2 separate regions of the Homo sapiens genome follow, and region 1 is linked to region 2. A link is a loop called in an ENCODE intact Hi-C map of the cell type or tissue named here. Cell type or tissue: heart left ventricle. All regions are shown on one strand. Each heading gives the region's core, and the rest is flanking DNA. Links, peaks and the distances in the headings are about the cores only. Region 1 overlaps LARGE1 (LARGE xylosyl- and glucuronyltransferase 1). Region 2 overlaps LARGE1 (LARGE xylosyl- and glucuronyltransferase 1).

What was found. A loop is a pair of places that touch in the nucleus more often than their neighbours do. Peaks named below come from ENCODE experiments on the same cell type or tissue, not always from the same donor. Only the 100,000 strongest peaks of a DNase experiment are listed, where the experiment ranks them.
Region 1: it touches region 2 in a loop (2.3-fold over the local background); 3 of 110 quality-filtered maps call a loop at or near these places.

What each region holds. Positions count from the first base shown.
Region 1 is chr22:33,872,176-33,874,989 of GRCh38, forward strand. All of the region lies in intron 1 of LARGE1 (LARGE xylosyl- and glucuronyltransferase 1), which reads right to left. Among named protein-coding and RNA genes, the nearest start is that of LARGE1, 47 kb to the right of the region's middle. In heart left ventricle, for the core only: no CTCF peak of the experiment used is centred there; a DNase peak (open chromatin) is centred at 1,178; H3K4me3 peaks cover 429 bases; H3K27ac peaks cover 1,811 bases.
Region 2 is chr22:33,780,962-33,783,775 of GRCh38, forward strand. All of the region lies in intron 1 of LARGE1 (LARGE xylosyl- and glucuronyltransferase 1), which reads right to left. Among named protein-coding and RNA genes, the nearest start is that of LARGE-AS1, 57 kb to the left of the region's middle. RefSeq lists an enhancer at 1,727-2,227. In heart left ventricle, for the core only: no CTCF peak of the experiment used is centred there; no DNase peak of the experiment used is centred there; H3K27ac peaks cover 1,726 bases.

The DNA of each region.
Region 1 (2,814 bases), core at 77-2,576, 91 kb after region 2:
TGACTGCCATGTGGCGGCGTGGCTTAGCAGTAAGAATGCAGACTCTGACGTGACACTGCCTTCATTATTTGCACTGTGAAATGGGCACGCCAGCATCCACTTCACAGAGTCATTCTCAGGTTGAGTGTACCAGAAGTGCTGAGAACCTTCCATGGCACAGAGCAGACACGCAGTAAATGCTATCTATTATTATTATTATTATTATTATTATTATTATTATTATTACTAGCACGATCTTTGCCATTAAAGAATTTAACACGGCTCCTAAGAAAATACACAGCAGCTGCTATCCATCGTCATCACCAGTGTCATCATCGCCATCCCCATCATCACCACCAACACCGCCACCCCCCCAGCGACACACTAGCTGTGGACACATCCTTTACGCCCTTGAACCTGAGTTTCTACAGCTATGAAGCAAGTCCCATGGAATTTACAGACCAAACGCTAAGTGTAGGGCTCCCTGGGAGCTGGTCTTATGGAGCACACTGGCAGGAAGAGCCAGAAACTGAGTGAATTTGGAGCACGGAAAAGAGCCATGGCCAGGCGCGGTGGCTCATGCCTGTAATCCCAGCACTTTGGGAGGCTGAGGCGGGTGGATGACCTGAGGTCAGGAGTTCGAGACCAGCCTGGCCAACATGGCAAAACCCTGTCTCTACTGAAAACACAAAAAAATAAGCTGGGTGTGGTGGCAGACACCTGTAATCCCAGCTACTCGGGAGGCTGAGGCAGGAGAATTGCCTGAACCCATGAGGTGGAGGTTACAGTGAACCGAGATTGCACCACTGCACTCCAGCTTGGGTGCCAAGAGCAAAATTCTGTCTCAAAAAAAAAAATAAATAAAGCCATGGAAGTGAACTAGCTGGGAAAACACACAAGCAAGCCTCTTACATTAAAATCGGATCCTTTTACCAGAAAGCATGCCCACTCACCTCTGCCCAAACCATCCCCAGCAAAAGGGAGGCCCGGGAGGAGGGTGCAGATTTGGCCAGATGATCTGGAGCTGGGGGAATCCGGCCCCGATAGAGCACACCACCTCATTCCTGGGTGGCCTGACTTTGTATTTGGGTTTATTATCTCTGCCCTGCCCACACCCTTGGGATCAGGCCTATTTCTTTTTTTAACTCCCCTGGCACGAGCAGCGCACGACAAAGGCACGCCTCGATTAGCTGGAGTGTTCCTGGCCTAATGAGACATGCTGTGGAGTTATTTGTCTAGTCTGTTCTGAATGGTGTCAGATGGAGCACTTCCTGCCCCCGGCTGAAAGCCCTGAAGGCCGTGTCGCTCCTGGGGCCTTCCGGGAAGCTGAGATGCAGGCAGGCAACACAGGACGAGTGGAAGCATGGAGCAGGTGGCACTCAGCGTGCTCGTCTGCCTGGGGTCCAGCCTCTTCACCCACCCAGGAAGATAGCATGTCACAACCATAGAACCTGGGAAACAGCCACTGACCAGGGTCCAACAACGTGCCTCTGTTTACCCATCCAAAACACCCCATCACCAATTCTGGCACTAAAACTTGTATGATCCTTTCTCAGATTCATATGCCATTCTTTACCCTCCCACTGTCTGCTACCTCACATCCTTCCTCCTCCTCCTCCTTTCCACCAGGCCTAGGATCTGCCTCCCACTTGGGTCCTGCCCTGCCCTCCTCACTCCATGTCACAAGAAGCCAAGTACAAGTCACTGGTTTCACCTTCCTCCACCTCTTCTTCCTCCTCCCCCACTGAGGCTGCATCCCTTCTCCTCTCACCTCCCAACCCTGATATTTCTTCCTTCCACCCCACCCGGCTGTATTCTCTCTCCCTCTCTCTCCCCCTCCTCCGTCTCTCTTCCCCTCCCTCCCTCCTCCTTTATTCTTCTCCTCCTGTCCTCTATTCTCCTGCCTCTGCTCAGGGAACTTAAATAAGAAAATGGTACATTATTTCCACAGGCCGCTTTTTGCATCCTACCTCTGTCCAACGCAAAACCTCTTCTTTCCTGGCTAACTCGGTCCTTTGTGACAGCCTGACTGAATCCGGGGACAGGACCTAAGACATGCTGAGGTTAGAGGGATACAGCAGGCCAGGACCACAGGCACGCCTCACCTCAAGGAAACCCTGTGCAGACAAAGGGTAGAAAGCTGGTCTTCAGGTTTTCACTCCTCTAAGAGGCTACTGCAACTGTCCTCACTCCCCAGGACACCTCCTCTTCCAGGAGCACATCAGCCGCCGCTTTGATCTGACCTCACAACTTTTTCACAAAGGTCTCAGGGCGTGACCCAAACAGAAAGGCAATGTAACACGTGGCAGCTGAAACGGAGCAATTTGCTCAACGAACTGCAGCTATGTTTATTATTTTAAATGGATTATAAAATAGAGTATTTGTCCTGCTTTTACTGGAAATGTTAGAGTTTGAGGGTATCTTTTTTGAAATATATTTCATTTTTAGGTAATAAATCTTGGGCAAGACACTATTTCCACCCAACGATCACTGGAAAGTGTGGAGTCAGGTCCCCCTGGGTTCAAATTCCACCTTGGTACTTAACTGTCTTTGAAAGTTCAGGCCAGTAACTTAGCCTGTCTGTGCCTCGGTTTCCTTGTCTGTTAAACATGGAATAATAAAGTTCCCACCATAGAAAAGTAGTCAGAGGACTGTAACTGACTCTGCCAACATTATATACATGTGTATGGAGCCACTGACATGTCAGATGCTATTCCAAGTGCTTTACATGGATTAATAATTCACACAGCTCTAAAAGGTAGGGACTGTTGTGATCCCCATTTTACAGAAGGTCAGCGAAGTTGAAAAACGTCCAAGATGACATGACTAAGCAGA
Region 2 (2,814 bases), core at 298-2,797:
GTAGAACCCAATAACTGCGATAGCGCACAAAGCTGCCCCGCCTTAGAAGTCAAGCTAAATGCTTTCCATTTTTATCACCCAATTCATAACCTTGTTGTCTGGCTTTAAGAATCAATAGCCTGGTGGTTTTGGTATCCAATAAATTTGTCTTAGTTTGGACGTTTTTCATTTCCCACGTCACTTGAAGAGAGCAGGGTACGGTAAATTGCTCTTCTCACAGGATTTGTTTTTCCAAATCTATAATTTCACACTGACGGCCAGGTGCTGTGGCTCACACCTGTAATCCCAGCACTTTGGGAGGCCAAGATGGGTAGATCACCTGAGGTCAGGAGTTCAAGACCAGCCTGGCCAACATGAGGTGAAACCCCATCTCTACTAAAAATACAAAAATTAGCCAGGCATGGTGGTGGGTGCCTGTAATCCCAGCTACTCGGGAGGCTGAGGCAGGAGAATCACCTGAACCTGGGAGGTGGAGGTTGCAGTGAGCCAAGATTGCACCACTGCATTCCAGCCTGGGCAACAGAACGAGACTCTGCCTTAAAAAAAAATTCACACTGACGTGTTCCAGAAACTAGTGAAAGCAAAGAGGAAAGAATGCAGACAGCAGAAGCCCCATCCAAAGACCAAGGCAGCTTCCAGCTGTGATCACTTAGGACAATTCACTGAACAAGTTCCATATGAGCAAATGTCAACTGGTCTACCCCAGGGTGACCCATCACTCACCTAGCAAATAATACTTATCTAGCACTTAGTATGTGCCAAACCCCGTGCTAAGTAATTTACGTAAGTGACCGCATTAGTCCATAAATTCCACTGCTTTATGCACACACACAAATAGATATACATAAGATATTTATTTCTATATTTAAATAGTACACTGATAAAAATAGAAAGCAATGCCAGCTCCGTGGATAACAGAAAGCAGCAAGAGACTGAAAGAACCAGCACATGGTAAAAGAAAATCAATGTGTGTGTGTGTATATACATATATATATATACACACACACAGACTCAAGATCACTGAATTTAAGCCTGAAAGAGAGCTTGGGGAGGAGGTAGTTCTCTAATACAATGTAAATTATCTGCATGGGGAAAATGAGGCTCAGACAAAGAATTGGCATATCCAAAGTTAGCCAGAGGGCAAAGGATAGAATTAAGTCTGGAGTCCGAGTTCTTCTTTTTGGGTTCTGCTGTTTGTTTTATCCTCCTCCTCCTCAAATCAACTATTTTTAAAAATGTTTAAAGCACTAAAATATGGCAAGGTTCATGACTGAGACGCATTTAAGACGGGAGGGAGAGTAGCCCCTATCCTTTATGTCTCTCCCAGTCCAAATCCACAGAGACAGAACATGGTTATCAGGAGCTAGAATAAGAGGAGAGTGGCAGTGACTGATAATGCATATGGGGTTTCTTTTGGGAGTGAGGAAAATGTTCTGGAATTCGTTGTGACAATCACACAACCTTGTGAAAATACTAAAAACCACTAAATTGTACATTATATGAATTGTACATTTTAAACACACATTTAAATGTGTTGTTGTTTTACATCAGTGACACGAGAACAATGAAGAGTCAGGGCTTCATCACATAGATTAGCTACTACCAAAATAAAGAATCAAATTGGGCTGGGCGCGGTGGCTCATGCATGCAATCCCAGCACTTTGGGAGGCCGAGGCGGGCGCATCACGAGGTCAGGAGATCAAGACCATCCTGGCCAACATGGTGAAACCCCGTCTCTACTAAAAATACAAAAATTAGCTGGGCGTGGTGGTGCGTGCCTGTAATCCCAGCTACTCGGGAGGCTGAGGCAGAAGAATCACTTGAACCCGGGAGGTGGAGGTTGCAGTGAGCCAACATCACGCCACTGCACTCCAGCCTGGCAACAGAGTGAGACTCTGTCTCCAAAAAAACAAAATCAAGTTTAAAAAAAAAAAAAAAGAGAGAGAGAGAGGGAGTGTTCCACTTCCACTCATCACACCCTTATTTTTCCTGAGAAATTTCCAGACCGTAGCGTGTCAGGCCATACACTACAGTGCTTCGGCCTGATTTAATTGGCATTGTAATGCTGTGACACAAATGCTATGGTACTCAATTTACAGACGAAAAGACTAAGTATCCAAAAGGTCAGGAGATTCCCTCAAGATCATATAAAGGGCCAAAAGCTTGTTTTCTAGGTCTCCTATCACAGCACTTAGCAAAACACGTTAATCCACTGGATCTGTTTCTCTCTCATCAGAGTGATGAGAGTCTCTTTGAGCACTATGTTTCTTCAGAAAAAAAAAAAATTTGCAAGAGCAGTTTGAGATTATAGCCAAATCATGGGAAAAGGGACTAGAAGGCTGAGATATTTAAAAATTTGTTTGGGAGGCTGAGGCGGTGGATCACCTGAGGTCAGGAGTTCGAGAACAGCCTGGCCAACATGGCAAAACCCCATCTCTACTAAAAATGCAAAAATTAGCTGGGCATGGTGGCGGGTGCCTGTAATCCCAGCTACTTGGGAGGCTGTGGCAGGAGAATCGCTTGAACCTGGGAGGCGGAGGTTGCAGTGAGCTGAGATCATGCCATTTCACTCCAGCCTGGGCAACAGAGCGAAACTCCATCTCAAAAAACACAAATTTGTATGGAGAGTTATCATGAAAGGAAGAAGAGGTGTCTACTAAAAGTACTCTCCAGACAGAAGAGCAGTGTTTTGTTGTTATTGTTGTTGTTGTTGATTTAATCAAACAAGTATCCATTGTGGCCTACTACATATGAGAAATTGCTTGCAACCCAGCCAAGGATATGGTCGCAGGATAAGAGAATGGCAGTGCTGGT